3 separate regions of the Homo sapiens genome follow, and regions 1 and 2 are each linked to region 3. A link is a loop called in an ENCODE intact Hi-C map of the cell type or tissue named here. Cell type or tissue: heart right ventricle. All regions are shown on one strand. Each heading gives the region's core, and the rest is flanking DNA. Links, peaks and the distances in the headings are about the cores only.

Region 1 (8,424 bases), core at 295-8,294, 140 kb after region 3:
AAGATACAAACATCTGTCATGGAGGGTGGAAAGAAACTTGTACACTAAGCGTTTACATTTCTTATAGGGGTAAGGTACAAATAAAATAATAAGGATTAACGGCTTAACTATTTCCAGGGCCAAAAGACTTGAGAAAGCTTTGCTGCATTTGCATTGGTCTGTGGATGGCTAGGCTTTTCACTCTGTAAATGAGAAAAAGCAATTTTCACTTTTCTCACCAGTTTCATGCCATCATCTCATTCCAGAAGAATTGCCTCTTGGGGAAACTAGTGATTAACTTGGGATTCTGGGAATTTGCTTTACTAGATTGTAGAAATCATGTAACTTCAATATTTGTCTCAGGATCTATACAAAAAGAATAAGAAATTAGAAACAAATAAAGAGCTGGGATTATAATGGTGGTTTAAAAAAATGCTGTTACAGACAAATCCTTCAGTTTTAAAAACCTTGTTAAGAGTTCTCTTGCATTCCCTACTTGCTTAAAAAGTAATTGCTGCCCATATTCTCTCATGTTTGAGTTCTAGAAGTAAACTTTAAAATATTACTTAATACCTATATGTTACTTTGAAACTAACATGACTACAAACAGCACCCCAACTCCCAAATTGAAATGCCTAAGGAACCTGCAGTTAATCAATCTGTGACCTTTTGGATACACTGTGACCTTGGGATGTCATCTGATCCTTTGTTCTCTATCTTCTGCTTTTGATGAAGGCAGAGCGGCCATGTGTCTGCAAAGTTATTTATTAGAGACAAGAGGAATGCATATCAGGATGTATTCATAAACTTTTTTGATCTCTTTGGAAGATGACACAAATAGAAATATCATTAAATTTGCATTTATAATCAAAATCCAAAAGGATTTGGAAGATGATTACTTTATAAGCAAATGTAAAAAGAAAAGACAACTAAGAAATGCTTGCAAAAGTAAAGCATTCCCTGATGAAGTACTCTGAGGTTGAATGTCATTCATATTTTAATTAAAGAACCAAACATGTCTTCTGAAATTCAACTGCCTAAGCTAGGTTTTACTTCATGAAAAGATTATAGGACACTTGGCAATTAGAGGTTGTGGGTAAAGGGAAGTCAAGTCTGATTCCCTTTCCTGCCTCTGTGATGACAAGTCTTTTCCTTGGAGAGTCAGCTTGTCTTCACAAAGAAAAGACTCTACCTGGTAAGATCTTTTGATAGTTGGAATGGTTCTTTAATGCCCTAAATCTCCAGCCAGAAGATCTCACCAACATCCCATTAGTAGGTTGGTGAGCACTGATCCCATATGCTCTATTTTCTTTTACAATTAAATATAATTTCTCTTTTACATATGAGTATTTAATGATGATTGTTATATATTATTTGTCACTATCTTTTAATTAATCATCTAATTACTTTCACTGTGAAGAGGCATTCACAATCTTCTGATCTTAATTTGGTTTCACAAACAAACGTTTCAACCAGAGAGAATGCATAATACAATAACATAAATGTGGCTGTTGTATTCTTCCTTATAAGTTGGAAAGATTTGCCAGCCTGCTTATCAATAAATAAGATTTGTTACCAAGGTTGGGGTGGACCTGAGACTGCAGGTGATTGTAAAGGACTCAGTTCCCAGGGTTGACAGTCCTGAAGGAAAGAAACCAAATGGGCCATTACAGAGATATGAATTATTTTCTTTCATTCTTGTTTCTAAACCCAAACTAGCAGGCCTAACAAATCAAACTGGCAGCAATAACTAGAAGCAAAGTATTAAGAAAAATAAAACATCTGCCATGTTACATGTCACAAAATGGCACGCAGTGGCAGGATTGCAGTCAGGTGAGGTCCTGGAGAGAGCACAGTGCCACTGTGTAGCAGCAGCTTGGCTACTTCTCCTATTCATATTGTGAAACATTAACTTTTTCTTTGTAAAAAGAGAAGTTTGGACACATCAATTTTTCTTTGGAAATGTCAGCTTCCCTTCGCCATTTCCCAATCTTATGTCTTGTGGTTGGTTCCCTGATATGCTTGCAGCTTATCACTCTTTTAATCTGTGAACCTTAGGATACCTGGCTAGCAGTGCACACTGTATAGCATGTGACTACTGTTCTTAAGGCTGGAATTATAGTAATGTCTTTATTGACTTTTTGCCCCTTGGGCAGAGTAATGTATGAGAATCCGAACTCAATTATTGTCTTTCTGGGAGAGAAAAAAATGTAAGAAAAGAGGACTACACAAAATTTAAAAGAATGTTCCAAGAACAAAAATAGTCAAACATGTCACACGTCCATAGCTTATTTTGCATCTAACATGAAAAGTATGGCTTTGCATAGAAAGTAAATCCAAGATTGAATGAAAATTAGAAGACCTAGCTTGTAATCTTTGCATCTGCCACTATTTAAATGAAAATTAGAAGGCTTATCTTGTAATCTCAGCATTTGCCAGTATCTGCATAAGTGACCCAGTGACCCAGGAAAAAGCATCCTTTCTGCATCTAAACTTGTATTTTTTTTTTTTTTTTTAAGAGATGGAGTCTCGCTGTGTTGCCAGGCTGGAGTGCAGTGGTGCAATCTCGGCCCACTGCAAACTCCACCTCCCAGGTTCAAGCGATTCTCCTGCCTCAGCCTCCCGAGTAGTTGGGACTACAGCCGCGCACCACCACGTCCAGCTAATTTTTGTATTTTTAGTAGAGACGGGGTTTCACCATGTTGGCCAGGATGGTCTCGAGCTCTTGACCTTGTGATCTGCCCACCTTGGCCTCCCAAAGTGCTGGGATTACAGGCGTGAGCCACCGCACCTGGCCCTAAACTTGTATATTTCTAAAAGCCAAGCCTGAAGTTTAGTTCTTGGATAATATGCCAAGTCAAGACTTATTTTAAATACATATTCTATATGTAAGATAACATGATAGTATGTTAATATGTACATTAAGATATTCCTCGGCTCTGTCACAATTCCTAGTCCCTCTTTCACTTGGTACATTCGTCTTTTATTTAGGAGAAATCAAAAGCCACAATTTGAAAACTTTAGGATAGAGTTCAGTATGTGATTCAGCTTCTATTATTGATGTAAATACACATCTATACTGTTTTCTGCTCTTTAAAACTCCAAAAATGTCCATAGAACTTAGTGGGGAAAAATTAACAATAACCCCCTTTGCCCTCACAAAATGTAGTCATTAAGTGAGGCACAGTCTTTTATGGATAAGTAAGGAGCTCATTCAGCAGTTCCCTAGCTGAGAAGTTTTTGCTTTAAAGTTCCACATAGAAAATGTGATGTGGTGACTGAACAAAGGCAGATGAATGCAGTGTGAGCCAACACTGGGTTTTACAACATTAAAAAAAATTAGCTTTACCAATTAGTGCATTTGAACTAGGTCCACATACACTGAGTTTTCACTAATATTGTTGAATGTTCTGAAAACAATATTTACTTTGTAAAGAAGTTATAAAACTGCAGAGAGGCTGTAGGTAGTCACATTTTTATCCATTTATCAATTTTCTTGTATTTAATATTTTTGATGCATGCGTAAAAATTTGTGACAGTTAGGTTTTCCTTTGGAACTAGCTATAATACAGAAATGTCAGTTGACTCTTCATCCTTGGTCTGTAAATAAAAATTCTGAGGAAAGAAAAAGTTATCTCCTCCACCTCACAGAATCTGCAGGAATTATAAAAGCCTCTCAGGAAATCTTGATTGTTTTTCTCTCCTTTATACTTATTTCTCTTGAAAATAGAAGGTCCAGGACATGGTTGAAGTGAGTGACTATGTGGAACAGGACATGGGTAGTTTGTGTGGGATCCAGACAAAGCTAGGGTCATTAAAGCCATGTCAGTTTCATTGTTTTTAACTGGAAGACAGAAGTTCAGAGGGTATTTCTAATTCACTCCCGTTTCCAAGTGAATTCAACCTGATTGCTGTATTTGCAGAAATGTTAAATATCTGATTTTAATCCCAAATAAATCATAAATTCCAGAGTGAATACTCCCACAGCAACCTTAGCTCTGCTCTCCCATGCATAAGGATTATTCTAGGCACAGGGTCTTTCATTACAGGGTTATGAAATACAGCATCTCAGTCACTCTGAAAATACTCAGTTACAATGGCAGCCATTTTGAATCTCTATATCTGACTTTAATTGTACACTTTCTTCTATTTGAAAGACAAAAAAATAAGTATCATAAGTTTATTTTCAACACGCATAAAGACTTTTCAACTTAAAGATTTTTTCTCTTTCCTCTTCTTTCTTCTCTATAAATGTAGCCTTTACATGTTTTGGGATAAGATTCCAATTTAAATATAATTAAATTAAGACAAATAAGGACAGAAAATATTTTCTCATTAATTTCTCATTTGTAAATGATTTGAATTGAGAACATACTCAAGAATAGTAAAAAACATAAGAGAGATAATCAGTTTCTAAGTGTATCAATAAAGACTGAATCATCATTTATAGAAAAAGTATTAGAAAAATAATTACAAAAGATTCTGATTTCACTTATATTTTCATCTTCATCATTTCTCTCTGAGACAGAACAAAGGTAGCCTTAATTCAATGAAAGTGATTTATACTCATATCTTAGGCATACTTGTTATTCCATACTTCACCCAACTTTAGTGTGGTGTAACTGGTATGCCATTTGGAGGCAGCAGATCTGAGTAGGACTTCCAGTTAAACTCCTTGATAGTTGCTTATACGTAACCTCTTTCTAACTCAGTGTTTTCATCTGTAAAATGGAATGATGCACTCTTAGTGCTTTGACAAAGGATTTTTGAAATAACAAAAGCATTGAACGCAAGCTTGCATGTAGTAAACATTTAATACATATTATTTTCATTTACCCTTTCCTCTCATGTACGTGTGGTACAATTTTCATCCAAACAATATGTTTGTTTGAGGAAACTACTATAGGCTTTAGAACCATAGATTGATTAAAGTTGCAGCTATACCCTCTCTTTCATAAATTTGTAATCTCCAAATCTTAATTTTTGCATTTGTGAAATGAGAATAGAAATATCTACCTTATAGAATTTTCAGTGATCCACTGTGTAAAGTACGTAGCATAGTCCCTGTCACTTGATAGAGCACCAGTGAATGGTCACTGACACATTTTACTGTCTTAATTTTGTTTTAAAGAAGACAAAGTCAGTATTATCCAAAGCCATGCTAGAAAGAGATTAGTCATGAATGGAGTGTGAGAAATAAAAACAAGCAGATTAGAAATTCAAAAATTGTGATGAAAGTATGTAAATATAATTTTTGATGATAAATGATTGTCATTCATAATGAAAATAGGAACTTTTTCCTAATTTAATAAGATTCTATACTAATTGGAATGTAAAATACATCACATTGCTTTCCGTCACTTGATTTTTCTGTTTTTGAAACAAAAATACACATCATATGCATTCTATTCCTCATTTGTTATTTCTTACTTGAGGGAAATAATTTTTTTCTCTTCAGACCAACTACAAATATGGCAGTGTTTCATAAGAAATTAAAAGTACATAAGGATTTTTGTCTTTATTTATATGAGACTTTAACTTTGACAGCTAGTTTGCAACCTTTTTTTAAATCAGACCAGTTACATATACCTTAAATAGAAATTACATTCTTTTATTTCCTTTTCTCTTGAAGTTTTATGGTAAATCAATTTGACTGTTACATATATATAAGGCAAATAAATCAATAAATTATCCTTATTAATTTGGTATACTTAAAAGTTCTACCAAATGCTTAGAGTGAAATGAAAATTTATTTATTCTAATCTGCCTTCTGGCAACACACATAAGAATGCTCCTTAAAGCCAGCCCAAGGTAGCTGGTTTCAATATTAGAAAAAAAGTAATAGCCAGGAAACACAGAATTAGAACCAAAATGCCATGCCAAGTTGGACCTCTAGGCTATGGTCTATTTGGATCTCACTGGCTGGAGGAAAGGAGCTTCGTCAGATGTTTCTATAAGACTTCAAGGTTAAAGTCACTGGTGACACCTTGATGTTAGAGTTTAGAAAAACATCAGTCCGCAGCACAATTCATTCTATTTATTAAACTTAATAAATATTTCTATCTGCCTTCAGTTTAAACATAAATATTTATTGAGTTTCTTCTCTGGACCAGACATTCTTCTAGGTTTGAGTTAGCAATGAACATAACAGAAAAATATGCGTATATTCATAGAGCTTATATTCCAATAGCAGGAGGCAGATAATACATAAATAAATAAACTGTATGATAATATCTGTTGATAAGAATGGAGAAAATAAATTACAGGGGAGTTCATGGACTGTTAGTGTTAGGGAGTGTTCTAATTTCATATAGAGTGTCCAAAGAAAGCCTCACTGAGAAAGTATCATTTTATCGAATGCCCAGAGGAGGGGAAGAGCAGAGCAGAGCTGCGTGGATATCTGGATGCTGGATGCCATGAAAGTGTTTCCACAATATATTCGCAGCAATCCCCAGTATGTTTGAAGGCCCTGAGTGGAAGCAAGTCCTACATTCAAAGCTCAATAAGGAAGGCAGGATTGTGGGAGCAGAGCAACAGAAAGGCAAAGTGGTGATAAGATAGAGAAATAATGTCAGTTAGTGATTCTGGGCCATTGTAGGGATTCTGGCTTTTATTTAGAGTGAGATGAAGAGCCACTACAGGGTTTTCAGCAGAAGAGTGTCACAACCTGACTTGTATTTTAAAACAATTCATCGGCCTTCTGGGGTCATCTGACTTCTGGGGAACTGTGAGTCTTGTATTTCATTATCATTGCTATTTCATTTCTATTCCTTCTTTTGAATAGTGAGTTGGTTGGGAGGAAGGACTTGAATTAGCTCCACACTGAGTATAAATTCAATGCTTCCACTGGATTTCCAGAGCTCAGTGTTGTAGAAATGACTACACAGAGAGCGAGTAGGAGACTATTTCAAGTGGCTCAGGAGAGATCAAGATGGCTGGGGTCAGGAATGAAGTGGGAAAGGTGGTGATATGGTTTGGATATATTTTGAAAATAAAGTCCCAAGCACATTCTTTCTCAATATCTTATGTCAGCAACTTTATAGAAACTTCACACTCTAAGGAAGTAGAGTTTCCTGGAAAATCTTTATTACTTAATTAAGTAGGGAAAAATACTTTCAAGTGGTCTCCTGAGTCCCTTCTCATTTCACCATCCTTAGCCCTACTGGAATGCCAGGATTCAGCAACTCTTCTGGGTGAGTAGGTGACCAAAAACAATGATCTCTGGTTCCATATTCATTTAGGAATGTTGTACTTGGCACAATGGATTTCCAGTGGCTAAAGGCTTATTTCCTTAGGTCAACATACCATCTGGCAGTTAACAAAGACTTTCTTGATAAGCCTTAAGATATAGGACAAGCCAGAGCAACACTGAGCTCTGGAAATCCAGTGGAAGTGTTGAATTTATACTCAGTGTGGAGCTAATGCAATCCCCTCCTCCCAACCAACTCACTATTCAAAAGAAGGAATAGAAATAAAATAGCAATGACAAAGAAATACAAGACCTACAGTTTCCCAGAAGTCAGAATCACAGAACTTTCTGTTCAAGTACTTCTACAAAAATTAACTTTGCTTGCTAGCAAGAGAAGTTAGGACTTAATACCAAAGAATAAATCTTTATGTGACCTCAGTGATATAATTGCTTTTTCCATTAATGTCTCATGTCAAGTCTGAGATTTCAATAATACTTCATTATGTTTATGTATTCATACCTTGCATCTCCATCCTGATTTTAAATCCCTTCAGAGGAAGTACTGTACCTTGGGATGCTTTTACTCAACAGGTATTCCACAAACGTGTTAACCTAACACATATTTTACACAATTTCTCTGGTTTCTCAGAGGATATTTTGAAGTCAAATATGACAGTGCATACTTTAGAATATTCTGAGACAGCAAAACACAGGTATTTATCATCATGATCAGTGCTATGTTCAAGATCACATCATAAGCGTGAGAACCTTCATTTTCAAGCAGTGTCCATTGTCACCGAATGTTGAAGCCAGTGCAAAATGAAGCCACACTCCACACTGACAATGTTAGGCACAAGTGATGTAAAGATAACAAAAAAAATCAACCGTGGGTCAAACATTGTGCTCATCATGTCAGATGCATTAACCCACTTAATATCAGAGTTTCTAATAATATAACTAACATCATCCATTTTTACTATGTGCAAACATGTTTTTAAGTGTTTTACAAGTATAAAGAAGTCTTTCCCCAGTTTTATAAATGAGGAACAAAGAATTTGACATTAAGAACCTAAGCAAAGATTTCTATCCAGGTCATTCTGGTGCTAAAGTGTATGTTCTTAACCAGCACACAATGAACTTAGATAACAACATAAATATAACTAAACATGTGTGTTTGTGTGTGTAGATGGATTTATAGACACTTTTCTATTGTTCCATTTAAATGGTCTTGCTGCATGTTGTCTGTGTCCCTTAAT
Region 2 (8,424 bases), core at 295-8,294, 73 kb after region 3:
TCATTATTGGATGCAATGAAAGTAAGAGAGCAGTCAAAGAGGAAGCCACAATAATTAAAAGTGACAAAATTTCAGAAAGAGAAAAAGATAACATGAGAAATGAGTGAAGGATTTAAATGGCTTTATATTTCTGGTGTCCCAGCAATGTTAATTTCCCTCTTTTTCCTTAACATTTTTATCCTGGTGAAATCTGATAAAAACTAAGTTTTTAAGTCAGCATTGATGCTGGAGGTTTGAGAAGGGGAGCATAGAAAAGCTGTATTACAATATGGAGCCCAAGTGGAAAGGTAAAGGGACCTTAGGAAATTTTTTGTTTTTGTTTTTTCTCATTCTCTAATTCTCTGGCTGATTGCCAGAATGACTGACAAACCAGCAGCTTTTGGGGAGGAAATGGTGGGGTTGGAGGGGAAGAAGAAAGGTAAAAGCAAGAAGGAAGAGAAAGAGAGGAGAGAATTGGAGGAGTCCTTTAAGGAATTCATCATATTCAAGGCCAGGTAGCCTGAAGCAGATTTTTAGATGTACTGAAGTAATCAGCCTTTGAGTTCTTTGGATCCTCTGTGGCACATTATTTATGACTGAGTTCTTTGTGTGTAGTTATTTTTAATGACTTTGTTCCCAATCTAAGCCCTTGGTACCTTTGTGCCAGCACAGCCCCTGTGAAAATTGACCACTTTGTTCTGTTTATAAAGGACTACAGATTTACAGATGCTGAAAATAAAACTCACAGAGTCCATAATGTAGACATTCTTGGTCTTCTGTCTTACCTTATTCTACATTTAAAATGTTTTCCCAGCCACAGTCATAATAATGGTTTATTGCATAGCCCAAAGATAGAGGCCCCAGAGCATTCACTCCCTTAACGCAATTAAAGACAGTAGTTTGGACCTTCTCTCCTTGCTACTCTCATCTCTCCTGGTAGGACAGAGAAATGATTCTGCTTTATGTAAATATTATGGATGTGCATTCTGTCTCTGTATCTCAGGGTTTGAAATTTCCCACTTTAGAAGACATTTACCACTTTCCTTTGCTTCTCCCAAACATAAAACAAATCTCAAAGAATAAAGGAAAGCGAGTTGATACACCATAATACGCAGTTGCAGTATCATTAAATTGCATACACATAGTCACACTCAGAGAGAACTGGGACGCCAGCTTCTAATTTGTTATCAAATAAACATTGTCTCCAGTTGTTTTCCAGAGGTTAGGGTGTAACTTCAGTAACTGAAGAGGGGAATAAACAAAGTTAGCATCAAGTTATAGTCTGATGCAACCTTAAAGTCTGCATTTTAAGGTCTGGGTGAGCTCATCTGTCATGAGGCCTAAAATAAACAAGTGTCCAAGATGGAAACAATGGTGTAGTTAAAATCATCCACATAAGTGAGTCAAGCACCCAAAATGCCTTCTGCCGGGGACAAAGCAAAATTCTGAGGGCAGAATCTGATGATTGTCCCTTTAAGACATTAAGATATTTAAATTACCACAGGAACGCAACACACATCGTTTTATTCTACTTGTCAAATGTTGTAAAATAATCACGTTGATAAAATATGAAACTATTGGGTTGTCCACGTTCTGAGTTATAAGACTTTACAATACCAGGGACTTTATAATATCAGAAGATTTAGGTTTTTCAAAAATCCAAATGGTTATGAAATGGAGAGAGGGATTGAAATAAAGGATTATTTCTCTGAATGGACTGCAACAGATCAAAGGACAAGATCAAGGCTAAAGAGCAAATATCAAGGAGTTTAACAACTGACATTCTTCTCCATCTCAATAAATGACCAGAAACTTGGAGTCATCGTTGACTCTGCTCTTTGTCTCCTATTTTATATCTAAGTAAGTCACAAATTCCAGCAGCACTGCCACCACCCTGGTCCAAGTGTCAGTCATTGTCCTGCGAGTTTTGCTATGGTTGTAGCTTATAAATTGTTCTACCTTCATCCCACACTTACCCCTCTGTAGTCTATTTTCAACCAGGCAAGTGGAGTGATACTGTTGGAATTTAAGCTAAACTCTATCGATGACTACCCATGTCTCTTAGAATGAAATCCAAATTCTTTACAGTAACCTGAAAAACCCTACTTCATCAGGCCTTCTCTACTTGTATGATGTCTTCCCTGACCCCACTGCACCTAACTGCTTCTTGCTCACTTCATTGCAACAACATTGGCCTCCTTGTACTTCACACCTGCTGAACATGCTTCAGCCTCAGGACATTTGAATTTGCTAACCCTTCTGCCTGAAATACTCTTCCCTTAGATATCTGAAAAGTTTTCTTCCTCATCTATTTATGCGTCTTTGGTTTAAAATTTTACTTTAAAAAGTAAAACATTTCATGACCACCCTATTTAAAACTAGTTTCTTCCCTCACTCCCAGGATTCCCTGGCCCCTACCGTTCTTTATCTTCTACTATAGTAGTCGTTATCTCTTACAAACTACATATTTTATTTGTTCTAATTTTTTTTAATCTGCTTTCTTCCACTAGGGATGTTTGTTTCTTTTTGTATGGCCATTTTCCAGAGTAATTAGAATAGCAGGGCAAGGCAGGTAGGGCCTCAAGAAATAGTCATTAAAATGTTAAAAAGACTTTCAAACAATGCTAATTGTGCTACTTATAAAACCAGCCCTGCTTTAGTCCCTATGGATATTTAAAAACAAACAAACAAACAAACAAAAAAACAGATCTGAAGATTCCCAGGAGAACGCAGACCATGCTTGCAGCTCTGGGACAATGATGACTTATAACAAAAAAGGGAAGAGGAAATTCTGAGGAAACTGGCCATCCAGAGAGGTTTGGTGTACTCAGTGCACTGGGGACATCAATTTGGGAGCAAATATTTAGGAAGGAAAAAAACCATTTTAAAAAATGGTTTACCAGAAATTAACCAACAGCATTTTCCTAAATTCATTAAAGTTTCAACAGTAATGTCCATATTTCCAAGTCACAATGACATTCGATGTAATGGAAAAAACACATCTGGCATTAAAAAATATTAGTGTTAATGATATGAATTTATTCATATTCAAAATTTGGGGTTAAAAAACCAGGCTTACTTGCTTCCAGACTAACTCTTTGTGACTCCACTGTGACTTTATTTAGGCCCTGGATTAGTGAGACCATTCTAATTTCTCAAACCTTGACTAGGATTAAAATTTCCATGGTACAAAGAAATGACTTGGTTAAAAGAGAAAAAACTTTCCTTCTTCTTATTTTGAATAGAGAATGCGTAGTGCACTGAAGACCTTCAGCGATGGTTGTGTGTTATCTGAAAGCTGATCCCAATGGACTTTGACAATGCACACTGGTGTCCACCATTCACTTTCAACTGGACACGTCTCTATCCTCAGGCTTGCTCTTCTGAGGAGGTGGAGAGAATCTTAAGTGAGAACTGTAAAGGAAAACTTCTAGGTAATAAATAGCTTCAGTAGAGAATAACATGAATGATTCTACTCAGGATCATCTCAAAGGCTGAAATGAGTCACTTTACATTTGAAGATATTACAACAACATCAGATGCACAGAGGATTCCTTTTCCTTTTTAACAATATCAAGTTGAGTCTCATGGCTCACTGGAGAAGCTGAATCACAAAAATGACATAGAAGCTCATGGCCAGTATCTTAAAGAGGCATACAAAATTGCTCATCCTGTTATTTTCTGAGAGAAAATATCTTACTTCTTCAAAACATGCAGGTGGTGGAAGAGCGTATCTAAGGGAGCCAAATCAGATAGGAGCATTTCAGAAACCCACACGGAATCCATGTGGTACCAAAAGTTCTCAGGAGTTAGCAGCATCCACATGTCATTGCATTTTTTTACTCTCCTTGATAAATTTGATGTCATAAAGTGATAGTTTCAGTCTTAGTCCCTTCTGTTAAAAAGGAATCAATGATTAAAAGCCAAATTGTTTCTATTGTAAATAGTAGCATTTCTTGCAACTCCTAGCCACCTTTACTGCCAAAAATAAAATATACATTGTAAGAGCTAAGAGGACTAATTCTTTTATATTGTTGCTTCTCTTAATAAGAAATCCTTTTGGTTTCAACTGTGTAACTGCAACATTGGTCCTCTCACATTTTCCTCAGTTGCTCAAGTTGCCAAGTGCATGGAATATCCTGTTTTTTCAATTAAACTTACCACTGCTTTTCATTTTATCCCCTCTGAGCTTCATAAGCTTCTTTGGGTACCATGCAATGGAGTTCAGAGGCCAGCTTAAAAAAATTAAAAAAACCCAACAATCTGCTTTGCAAAGCTGAGTAAATATGCATAAACACGTTCACACTACCTGTATCTGAAAGAGTTAAGAGCTCCTGAACAGTACTTCAAGGTCAGCAGTTTGCTTTCATCCGTTTCCAGCACTTTGCATAGCTGGCAGCCCTCCATCCTTTGGAGAGTAGAGGGACAGCAGAGTGCACAAGACTTACAGTCTCAGCCAGAATTTCCATAATCACATCAACAGATGGAATAATAATCACTGCTGAAGTTGCTGCACAATCTTTCTGATCCAAGGAAACTTCCTTCTGATTCAATTCAAAATTATTTCTGCTGGCAACTTAGACATAGGCATTCTTATTTTCTGGAAATGTTACAAGTTAAGGTGATTTTAAGGTAACTGAACAGTATAAGCCCTGCATTTGAATATAGTACTGTGGAGGGAGCCACATGTGTGCAGGGAGGTTGAGCAAAGGCTGGGCATTTCCGAGTGCTACATGGGACGTGACATTTCTTTGGTGACTTGCAGCAGTGACTGTGAGGTCTGCCACTCTGCGACATTATGTCCTGGCCGCCTGGGCTCTATCTCCACGGTTGGGATTCTAGTCATGACTGCTTGAAGCTGTCCTTCCCCATTCTCTATATAGCAGGTTAATTCTATTCTTGATTATTCCATGGGGAAAAATCAGTTATATTGAAGAGAATTTTAGATCAACACAATTAGAATCATACTTTCTAGAATCTGGTATGTTAGGGTACTTAATGTTGATTTCTAGACAACAGCTGTGACTCTACCTAAGCTCTGAATCTGCACCGTATGAAAGTGTGACAAAGTTAAGATACCCATAAATATGATGAACAACACCTCTATTGTGTAGATTTTAAAGTTGTTTTGAGGTTTAAGGCTTTATTACATCAAGAATTATCTGAGAGTATCTCGAACTAGACATTGATTTCTCGAATTAATTCTTCTAATTATTCATCAGTGGAGAATCGTTTACCAATATAATGTCCAGGTCACATATGTGGTCAATTTGAATAACCATGAGAGTATAATATAAACATGGATCTGTCTTCACTTGAGAATTCATAAAAAGTGCCACAGTAATTATGTCTGTGTGACATAATCTACTAAAAAAATAATGAAAATGGTAGGAAAAAAATACATTACTTCAGGAGAAAAACAAAATTTTAAAAAGAAATTGGCTTATTTTTGAGTGGCTTTCTCTCACTTCAACTTAGTTATTTCTTGTTTGATTTTTTTTCATTTTGTTCTTTTTTATTGCGATCTCCTATATGTTAAGCACTATTCCAGACACTAAGGATAATTTAAGAGTCTGTCTTTCTCTCCGGACATCCTAAGGTCGCTTAGAGTTTTCATCCCTTACATAGCTTCAGCCGAAATCTACAAGTCTCTGAAATCTATATTTTCAGTAGCAACTTCTCTTCCAAGCTTCAAACCAATATTACATACTTTGAAGGAGGTAGGGGAGGATGTCTAAAGTTACCAATAAAATGCATGATGCCCAATAATTTATCCTGCAAGAAATACTAAAACAGGTTCATTGCTTATCTGCCATTTAAATTTAACTAGGCTTCTTGTGTTTTAATTTGCTGATTTTGGAAACCCTGGGGATGGGGGTCAAGATACATTTTGTTCTTTTGTGTTTTGATCTCTGCATTTCCCATTCTCCTGATTCTGAGCAGTAATCAAGCTCTAAGAACTTCCTTATCTTATGGATTTGTACAGAGCAGAAAGCCTACACTGTAACTTGATGAAAAGAGTGTGCTCCTTGTTTAAAGAGAGGAGGAGAGAAAAAAAAAAATTAAAAGGAGACTGACCTACAGGAAGGATTTCCCCTAGATGAAGAGTGGTCAGAGATTGGCAGATTTTACATTTATCAGGGGCCAGGACATTGCTTGGAAACAGAGCAGGGCAATGGCAAGACTTTGAACAGGATGGTTTGGAGGAATGGTGCACCTAAGGAGGTAGTATCCATGCCACCAAGGTTCCCAGCCTCAGCATCAACTCACATGCTTGACCAATAATACAGAAGCAGTGAAAACATCAGACTTGAAGGTACTGCGTGCATTGCAACAAGGAATGATTCAGTGAAAACAAGTGTTGGCTGGTGAATTGCTGGGTTTTCATTAATGCTTTGGGATCAAATAATATCACAGAACATTTGCACCAGGGAAACCTAGATTATAGACTGTGATTGAATTTCCTTCTATGCAAAGAAGTACGAGTCTTATAATGTAATGCAAGTTGATTTAGAGGGAAAAATGAAGTGGGATATTTCTTCCATACTTCATCTGTGAAATCAAATTTAGAACCTTTTCTGTGGCAGACAATGATGGTTACTTACTCAAAAACCTCCTTGTTCTCCAAATTTATCTTTGCTGTGTCCTTATCAGTGATAAGAAGGTATCCCGACCCAAGCCACTGGGACCTGGAAATTTTTCTTTTTCTAATTAAAGAAAAAAAAATTATGTGGAAAAGAAACTATCATTTTGCCTTTGGACTTGGTTGTTAGGGTATGCCCCCTGAATTTGTGACAATCATCTTTTGATTATGAGGAAACAAGTATAAGAAAAAAAGACAATCTTCAGGAAGAGAAAATGGAGAGATGAACAGAATTCAAAGTTGTTATGATATCACTGAATTACTCATTAGTTAACTCTGCTACTTTCCTGCTTCAGAACTTTTTATGAGATAATAAATTTTTAAGACACATTTAGTGGGCTATTTCATAGTTTGCATCTACAAGAATCCAAAATGATACATTGTTACCATCACAGATTGGGTTTCCAGAAGCAAATGCTGAGACACAGTTTAAGTGCATTGTGTTTACTAGGGACGAACAGCTGCAGAAAGGATGGGGAAGAAGTACAACTGGGCAAAGGAAGAAGTGGAAGTGGCAGGGAGCTCTGTAGCAAGTGTTGCTTACTAGATGTTGTGCAACAGGTCATGATGGCTAGAACTTTATACCCCTGCCATGCTCAGTCACTGGGGGCAGGCTGCTCTGGTAGAGATGTGACCTCAAGCAAAGGATTTATCTGAATCTAAGGCAGATCTGATGGGCAAGATAGCAGGACGCTGGCTTCTGACCACATGTTCTGCAGCTAAACAGCAAGCCCTTCCTTGAAGTCTGATCTGGGTATCTTTGTGTTCACATCAGCTATATGCATACATGCGTATGTATTCACATACATAAATACATATATATACACACACACACCTACCAAATGTATCGTTACTCTGACATTCAAATACCTCAGATTCAATGGGATCAAAATTAAAAGATGGTTCCACTCATGAAGATAATTTAGGATTGACCTCTCAAATCATCGTCATGTCTTTCCTCCTTGCCTTCACCCATCAATGACTATTACTAAGCCTAGTAATATCTTACTTCAGTCCTCATTTTTACTCATTCACATTGATGTTAGGGAAATCCAAGCCTCATTATGCTTCAAGTAAGGCTAAAGTCATTGAGTTTCCTAACCTTAAATTTGATTTCCTAAACACTATTATTAACTTGTGTTTCATATAGCAACAGTCTGGTTGTGCCGTTACTCCTCTTAAAAACCCTCTATAACCCTATTTTGTCTATTAAGTCGCAGCAACCTTTATTGGTTTTTCATCCAACAAAAACCTCAAGATCCTGCTTCTAACTTATTCATTTATTTTAAGACAATGAGTTGATTAGTAATTCTAATGGAAGTCATTCTATTTCTTGCCTTTCTGCCTTTCTTTCAGCCATGCCAGTCTGGAAATCTTTCTTTACTCTCATTTGTGCTTTCTAAAATTTTATCAAATAGAAGTATGACCCACTAAACCCACCAGTCAGTAAGCCACACCAAGACATACTGGTTGAATGTTTGTCCTAACTTTAGTATATCACATAGTCTGCCTTTTATTATGTTTTCAAGGCTGACTTGCCCAGTAAGCACACTAAATAGCTGCTTAAGGCACCAGAAAATCAGGACAGAGCAGATTGAGTTTGTATGTCACTATGATCTATATACTTGTTCTGCATGTAGGCCAGAAAGTGTCGTAGCACCAGCACAAACTGTTCCATCATGACTGTAAATCTGGGACTCAATTGGCAACTTCTTTCTCACATTGATTTTAAATATATATCATGTGTTTCTCACTTTATGCCCAGGGGTTCCTGTCGGAGGCAGGAGATGTTGTGGAAACTA
Region 3 (8,424 bases), core at 318-8,317:
TCACACACTTTCTACTTCCTTAAAGCTCTTCCTAGACCCTTCTTTTCATTTTATTGACACACTCTCAGACTTGCAATGACAGTTGACCTAGTTTCCTTACCTTTTATTTCTCTTGACTCCAGTAGTCTAATCTATATTCTGCTGACAGATTAGTCTTCCCATTTTATAGCCATGATCATATAATTCCCATACTCAAACCATTTACAGACTCAAACTAATTAACTATATGAGTCAATATTTCTCATCCTGGTATTCAATATCTCCTGAGGCTATATTCCAATCTTATTTCTCAGTACTTAACTATGCCCAAATTGTGACCTCTTTATGTTTCTAGACTAGAATATACCAATGTTTCAATGTATCTACTCAATAAATTCCCTTCCTCTAGAACCTCTTGATTTTCAAGCTTCAAAGCTTATAATAATTTCCACTTTTATATGTAGCCGTTTCAGATGTCCTTACATCCAAAACCAGGCTAGTTGTAAATTTTCTATGTCATTCTTTATTTACCTCTTAAAGCCTACAATATAGCCAAATTGATAATAACTTCCCTCATCTTCCTCTCTCCCCCACTTCTACGGTGAGGGTTAACTTTTATTAAGTTCTATAAACTTACGATATTTAGCATGGAGTCTGCTGATAGTGTGTTTAATCTTTCTTTTTCATGAAATTGAATGTTCAATCACTAACAAAGGAATTTCTCCAAGCAATTAAATCCTTCTTCATATACCAATAAAGAAAATGGTGTTTGTCCCTGTCTGAGAATGCCTACAACATTTTAATATTTCCCAAGTTAAGGCAAATTTCAAAAAGCAAGTGGCACTTGATGAGTAAGTGCATATTGTTTCCTTCTTCTTGGAGGAATCTCTCTTCATTAACTTCTCTCAGCCCTGAAAGTCAAAAGCTCATCCATACATCTAGATTTAAACGCCAGGGTAGGGGTCTGTTCAGTTTTAAATACAATTTAGAAAACCTTAAGAAAGAATGGCAGTTCCGTTTCAGAAACCTTCCATACACATTTCAATAGAACAGCTTTCCAAATTGGAGACTGAAAAAATATTATACCACCAACCAAGTAATAAAAAGTAACTCACTGACTGTGATGTAGAAAGATTCCCTTGATTTTCACAAACAGCATGAAAGACTGTATTGTAGTTATTTAAATCTGAGACTGACAAAAACATCAGAAGAAAAGAAAAGTAGTCAATTTATCTAAAAGATAATTATTTAGGAATAAATTACTACGCAAAAGAGCATGGATCTGCTTGACAGCTTGTGAATTTAAGGCAGATGAAATGCCTCCCTCCTCACCCCCAAGAATCAACTTTGCTGATGAAATATGTTAATCATTCCTAAGTTTGAGGAACATGTAAAACTCTGAAATCAAATGTGTATCTGGAACTAGGGGTTAAGGAAAAATAAAGGTACTCAGTCAGCTTAGGAAATGCTTTCTTCCCTGTGCCCAATCTGCAAAAACAAACAAACAAACAAACAAACAAAAAAACAGGCAGAACCAGGTACAACAAAATCATACATGTAGATGGGAAATTATCTTCCAATCCTTTCATGCTCCACTCAAATGGTCAATTTATACTCTTGAGCATAGCCTCCTCTCTAAGACAAATGGAGTAGGTTTGGTTTGTTTGTTTGTTTACAGATACTGGCCTTCAGTTAACAAGTAGACTTGTTGGCTGACTTGAAGGAGATAGTTATTATGTAACTATTGTCTCTGCTCAAATGGAAATTATCCTACAGGGGTTAACAGTTCATTAGAAAGAAGAACTGTTAACAGGTTGAGCTCATTACCAGTGAGCAAAAGGAGGTTTGTATTTTCCCAAAATGACCATAACAGAAAAACCTGCCAGTACATCTCTGGATTGTCCTTCATCTTCATGTCTTTCTTAAGGCCAGGTATTGCAGGCTACTTCTATTGATGCTATTCCACTTTACTTTCGGAAGAACGAATGATCTATTCAGAGTTTAACAATGCCGGCAAAGTATTGCACTCGTCGATGCTTGCAGACCTGGAGCAGCGAGCAGGCTAAGCCAGACTTTCAGACTTTATACTAATCTGACACATCTAATTGTGAGCAATATTTTCCATGGGATTGAGATTCCTATCAATCTTCCCCAAGCAGACCGAAGTTACTTATAAGCTAATGCAATAATTTCTGTGGTACCACATAAATGTTCTTTATTTTAAAAAATCAGATTCTAGTAACTCTTCTAAGTGAAATTTTCTGGCCTTGATACCAGCTGCAACTTAACCGCAGAAACTCCAAGATGCATGATGAGCAAATGTGCGTGAATTTGAAGTGTTTTTGAATTTGTACTAAATTTACATAGATATTTACATAGAAATGACTGATAAAATGTTGTTCAGGGAGGGATGTACTTATTTTCTTCCGACATTATCACTGTAAATTAAGATTTTGTAGGCAGTAATCTTTTAAATTGAGAATGAGCAAAATAAAATTAGAAATGAATGTTTTTGTTTTTTTCCCCCCAAGACCCCTCAGAGTCTGAATCAGTCTTTCCCAATTGTGTTCTTTTATGGTAGTTTGTTCTTCAATTTTCACACTTATTAAATCTATTTTATATTAAAATCACATGCTTATTTCTCCCAGTAGTACTTCTACCACTTTGGGCAAGGACGTCTTACTTGTTTTTATATTCCTTGCAGTACAGGGTAGGAACCTAATAAATATTGATTAAATTTAACAGTTTATTTTCAATCACTCAGGAAGGGTTAAAAGTCAAATGTAAATCGTTCTTGAAATTGTCCATTGATATACTCAAGGCTTATGAAGATACAAACCTATTTTTTATCTGAGTTTCTTAACCAGAAGTCAATAGGTAGGATTTTTATGTTTATAAATTCCTGAAATGTTATGCAAAATGTATGTATATGTTTAGATATGTGCATATTTCTTCAGCAAAAATCTATAGACTGTAATCAAATGAATCTCTCTCTATTCACCCTACCTCAAAATATTAGGACTCACTTCCCTAGGCAGCTTTACTCAACTCCTCAATTTATCAGAGCTGAAAAATAGTTGGGAAAAATACAGGCTAACATCTGCAATATAATGTCTCCGATTACAGCCTTTCACCCACACATGCCAATCTTATTATTTCTGAGCTATGTCTGCAAAGAATACATTTTTGAGAGAGAGTACATTTTTAACCAGCATTCTATTCCCAGATTTTTATACTCTAAAGAGGCCATTGTATATTTCCAGTACTTTGTGATTTCATCGAACATGCTTTCAGGCTGCTGTACCCGCAAACATTTCCCTTCAGTAGAAACAAATACCGTCTCTCTCAAGCCTTCTCCACGCACTCCAAGTCAACATCCAAACACTCAACTCATCAAAGGAATTGCTGCATCTAAGTGTCAGGGGAAGATCCCTGAAAGTAAACTGAGGCTGAGTCACCTACTAGTGATTTCCAATCCGTACCACCAGAGGAATAAGAGACAAAAATACCTGTGCTGTTACTGCTGCAAATACTGGGCAGAAGAAAAAGAATGGTCACTTGAAGCAGTTCCATGGTGCCCGTAGATGGTGTCAATATCTTCTTTCTCCAGAAGCAGGCAGGGACAATTCCCTCCCAGCCTGGCAGGGCCTTATTAGCAAATGGAAAAGGTGTAGTGAATGTGAATAGCCACTGCCCATTCCTACTTATTTTGGGGGCTCTGATAAAGAACGGGAGGAAATACACACACTCCCTTTGGGAGTTCAGCAGAGAGGAGATTTATTGTTTCAGTCCCTTACAGGAACTCTTTTTTTTTCTCTCTCTTCCTTTGGCAGCCACTTGTGTTTTTGTTACTACATTATTTTGTTCTTCTTCAACAGAAAGGTCGGGACTGGTTTTGAACAGAAACAGATCCTTCTTGAGAATGGATCATAGGGCCTTCTAACTTTTGTTTTGAAAGTGCATTCTGAAGTGGTTATAAAGGGGCCTCATTTAGCAGCTACTCAGTTGGGATAAAGAGGCTTTCACTGCCCGAGGGTTAAATTTTAGAGCAAAATCCATCAGGAATCAACTTAACTTTTCTCTTTCCAACTTGAAAGCCAGATTAGAGAAGGCCACCTTTTGGATATAAGTGAAAAATTGTATTAAATAGATTATGCTCTGCTCTTGAGTAAGCAAAAAGACTTCCAAAGGGTGTACAGAGAAGTTTTTCAGTCTTTTTTAATAGAATTAAGCAAAGACATGTGAATGTCTATTGGTCACTCCTGGTTTTTACTAAAGAACTTTGATGATGAATAAGGAACAATTACTTATAACACCTCATGAATGCTCTTCTTTAGGGGACAGGGTTGGAATGGCAGTGGGTGAAATGCCATCACACATCAGTGAAGCTGGGAGAGGTTGACTCTTTAAGACTGGAATGCCAACCAGGCTGGATAATCTATATAGCAGGGGTCACGTTGATGTCAGTTGTGACTGATTAAAACGTGGTGATAACACTGCCATAGTCCTGGGTACAAGCCCCGTGTGTGCCAATGACATTATATTTTTCTTCAGCCACAGGCTTCATGTCTCATTTTAGCTGATCATCCTTTTACGTACCTTTACTCATGAGGCTTTACTGGACAACATTGTCAATGAATCGGTGTAGATTCATTTTCCCCACAAAAAAAACAAACAAACAAAAAAACAAAAACTGTTCAAAAATTATACCTTTACCTGTTTGCAAGAAGGGCACACAGTTTCACTGCTGCACCATGCTGGAAAATACTTCATACAAAACGAGTTAGACTGAGTCAACTGCTCAAAACACTTAAAAACGTTAGCTTGTTTTATCCAACGTTATACCAGGGGTCAGAAGAGCTAAGTTTCTATTTTGTGCATAAGATTGCATTTTACCCTCTTCTAATTGATTTTCTAAAACAGACTGCCTTTGGCGTTGTTACTTTATTTGGCATATCCTGGAGAATATAAAGATAGGAACATATGTGAATAGATGTCACATGCACTTTCCATAAATAAATTGGGGTGTGGCCATGTGAAATCACAGTCGAACCCTCACATTGCCTCACTTCCTGCTCCTTCTGTACTCAAGTTGTCAGTACTCAGAGTCACCACTGATGCTGGTCACAATAATTTCTTCAGGGATTCCATGGCATTTGGACTCCTCAGCACTAAGTGCTATGCATTTCCATTTAGTACACTAGATACCTATTCTAAGAATGCTTGACAGTAGAATATTAAGGCTACTTAAAAGACAAAGGGCCTGTTGATGAAAAACAAAAACTAAGAAACATCTTAAAATGCTAGCCAAAAAAAATTTAGAATATAAGAACAGAAAAGAAAAAAAAAAAAGGAGTAATAATGAGGGGAGGGGTCAGCCTTGCTTTACTAAATCAGAAGATATTTTTAAGGTAAAATATTTAATTAAAACAGCAATGATTGCCAGAGGAGACAAACAGATCAGTGGCATAGAATAGAAAGTACAGACACAGAAATATTTATATTTGTTTCTATCTACATAAATATACACGCAGATATATTTACAGATATGTGTTTGCATATGCATGCTTGTGTGTATATGCATGTATATATAGAGAGAGAGATTAAATATAGGTGAGTTTAACATGTAGTGACTGTGATGAATAGGGTATATATTTACTGTGGGATTTTTTTGACAATGTGTTAACCATCTAAGAAAATTTTAAAATTAAGTGTCTGTTTTACTTAAAATACCAAATCTTACATGTTAATCTTATATGTTAAAGGTTTAAGTTTAAAATACAAAGCACAAAATTCTAGGAGAGAATATGGGCTACTATATATAATTGAGGTAAAGGGGACATTTTATGCATGACACTAAAGGCAAAGCACATAAAAGAAAGACTTCATACATTTGCTTACACAAAAATTAAAAGATTTTTGGCATAACATACCATGAATTTAAAAGGCAAATAAAAAATTTTGTAACAGTACATGATAAGTTATCTTAAAAAATAACTTCTGATCTAAAAAGCAATGACTCTACAACTGAAAAACGGCAAAAAAATGTCTCGCAAGAAATGGAGGGCCAGTAAAATCCAAAACTGTATTCATCACACCAGAGACCAAAGAAACGAATATCCCAACATCGCAACAACGTGTTTTGCCTTTTATATATAATTAGGTATAGTTTATGACAGTACTCATTTTTGATAAATGTTCAAATAAAGTAACTATCTTATTCTTGGGGTATGACCTTTCTGAGATGTGACTAGGCAATATACATCAAAACTGTTAAAGAACCACACTCTGAGCTTGCAAAATTATATGTTTAGGAACTTATTCTAAAAATGAAGATATTCATTGAAGTCCATGTAATTACAAAAATTTGTCAAAACATTAATTATTGAGGAAGAATATTGTTCTGCCACAAAATACTAATTAGATAACTTTTCATAGATGTGGAAATATATTCATGACACTTTGTTGCATGTATATATGCATATATATGCATATGCTTATCATTTATATATGTGAATGTACATGTATATATGTATATACATGTAAATGTGTATATATGTATATACATGTATATGTGTGTATATGTAAATACACATATACATACATACACATACAGAGCAAGAGAGAGTAAGATACAAAATGTTAATATTGCTTATCTTCTGAAATGAATTATGGGTAGTTTCTGTCACATTTTTAAATTTTCCATGAAAAGATCTTCCAGATTAAACACATATTGTTTTTACCTCTTAACAACAAAAACATTTCTCTTGACCTGATACATTTTGTTTAATTTAATGTTTTGAGTGTATATTTATACATATATTTATTAAACATTTTGTATTCTAACCTGCTGGAATGTTTTCATTATTAGGAAGTGTATAATTTAAAAGCACTTTAATAGAAGAAAATATGTGAAGAGAACTGAACCACTCTAACCTGAGAGATGAAAACATGTCTTTGCTCTTTAATTTGTTGTTGTTGTTGTTTGTTTCTTTTTCACAATTCATCTTCCGAATTGCTTGCTGAAAGAAAAAGTAGCTGCTAGGAGGTCATGCAAGAGCAATCTCATAATTCTTTCCAAATGCATATCAAGGCCTGTCATTGACATCTTTGACACTGAAGAAATTGTATAATGAAGACTCCAACACTCATGATTTATGTTAGCTTATGTGGCACTGAAAAGATTTATTCAGATAGCACCATTACTAGGGCCCCAAATTAAACTCCCTTTCCATACTTGCCTTCTTCCTCTTAGCCAGCTCATTACCCTGAATAAAATTATCTAAAATGAGAGGAAAGCCAAGAAGTAATTTCATGAACTGGCAAAGAGCATGATCTTGAGTTCAAATCCTGTCTCTGCCTTAGTTTTATGTGACTTACTGAGCTATTTGGCCCCTCTATGCTGAGCTATTTGGCCTCTCCATGCTTAGCTTCCCCACAGAAAAATAGGATAAACATCATGCCAACTTTCTAATGTGGTTTAGAGGACTAAGTGAGATTCCAGAAAGTCTTCTAAAAGTACATATTAAAACAAAACAAAACAAAAAACAGAAAAAAACCTACTAACCTTAAACTTCTAGAATCTTTCAGTTGTTAGGATTTTATATAAACCATCATATTCTAGAGTGATTAAGAAATGTCCTAAGAAATATTCAGATGATGAGAGTCCCAAAATATTGGTTTAAACTGATTATACAGAATCCCAACTCTTATTATCAGGAATTTGTTCTATGCTCTACTTCAAGGTACTTTAAATATCAAGTGCTTTCTTCAATGGAGATGCAATCAAACAGCTTATTTTTGTTACTTGCCTATTTGAAATGGGAATTGGGTGATCTCCTAAAGATTAGTGGGAACAGAGCTGAAACCAAAGAGATATTTAGAGCCCATGATTGTGGAGATATTAAGTCTCCCTTCCTCAGGGCCAAAATGGATAATGAACATCAACAGTGGGAGGGCCCAGCCATTTGGCCAAACTTATGCCAGTAAAATCACTATCTTTCTCACCTACCACATTCCTATTAATCAACTCCCAGTGACCCAGGTCCAATGGTATTTTGTTATTGCTTATGTGAAAAGAAAGCATCATAGCAAATTGATTCTTGAAGTTTCTCAAGAGCTTATCTCTCACATTCTCCAACTGTCCATCCCAGTTTTACTCCTCAGCATGTAAAGATGATTCTCATACCTCACATCAACTCCCTAACCTTGAATAAGTCTCTTGATATATAAGGACATGAATACAGGGAAATTATAAAACCACAGTGGCTCAGAGATGAGACATACGAAAAGTTAATTTAGTACGAATTTGTCCTAACACAGGAACACCCCTGCAAATGCTGAGTGAGCCTCCATGCTAACAGATGAAATGATTGAGGCTCATTACTCTGTCAGGCAGTCCATTGTCCTACTGGACAACTCTCTTTTTTAAAAAGTCCAAGTACC

The links. A loop is a pair of places that touch in the nucleus more often than their neighbours do. Peaks named below come from ENCODE experiments on the same cell type or tissue, not always from the same donor. Only the 100,000 strongest peaks of a DNase experiment are listed, where the experiment ranks them.
Region 1: a loop joins it to region 3, with 2.4 times the contacts of the local background. A loop is called at or near these places in 13 of 110 quality-filtered maps.
Region 2: a loop joins it to region 3, with 3.0 times the contacts of the local background. A loop is called at or near these places in 4 of 110 quality-filtered maps.

What each region holds. Positions count from the first base shown.
Region 1 is chr4:100,650,107-100,658,530 of GRCh38, forward strand. No RefSeq gene overlaps it. Among named protein-coding and RNA genes, the nearest start is that of LINC01216, 21 kb to the right of the region's middle. In heart right ventricle, for the core only: no CTCF peak of the experiment used is centred there; no DNase peak of the experiment used is centred there; H3K27ac peaks cover 1,014 bases.
Region 2 is chr4:100,586,982-100,595,405 of GRCh38, forward strand. No RefSeq gene overlaps it. Among named protein-coding and RNA genes, the nearest start is that of EMCN, 73 kb to the left of the region's middle. In heart right ventricle, for the core only: no CTCF peak of the experiment used is centred there; a DNase peak (open chromatin) is centred at 4,370.
Region 3 is chr4:100,514,363-100,522,786 of GRCh38, forward strand. EMCN (endomucin) reads right to left here and starts at 3,660. Exons shown (of 12, transcript NM_016242.4): 1 at 3,489-3,660. The coding sequence starts at 3,552. In heart right ventricle, for the core only: no CTCF peak of the experiment used is centred there; a DNase peak (open chromatin) is centred at 3,615; H3K4me3 peaks cover 4,425 bases; H3K27ac peaks cover 5,286 bases.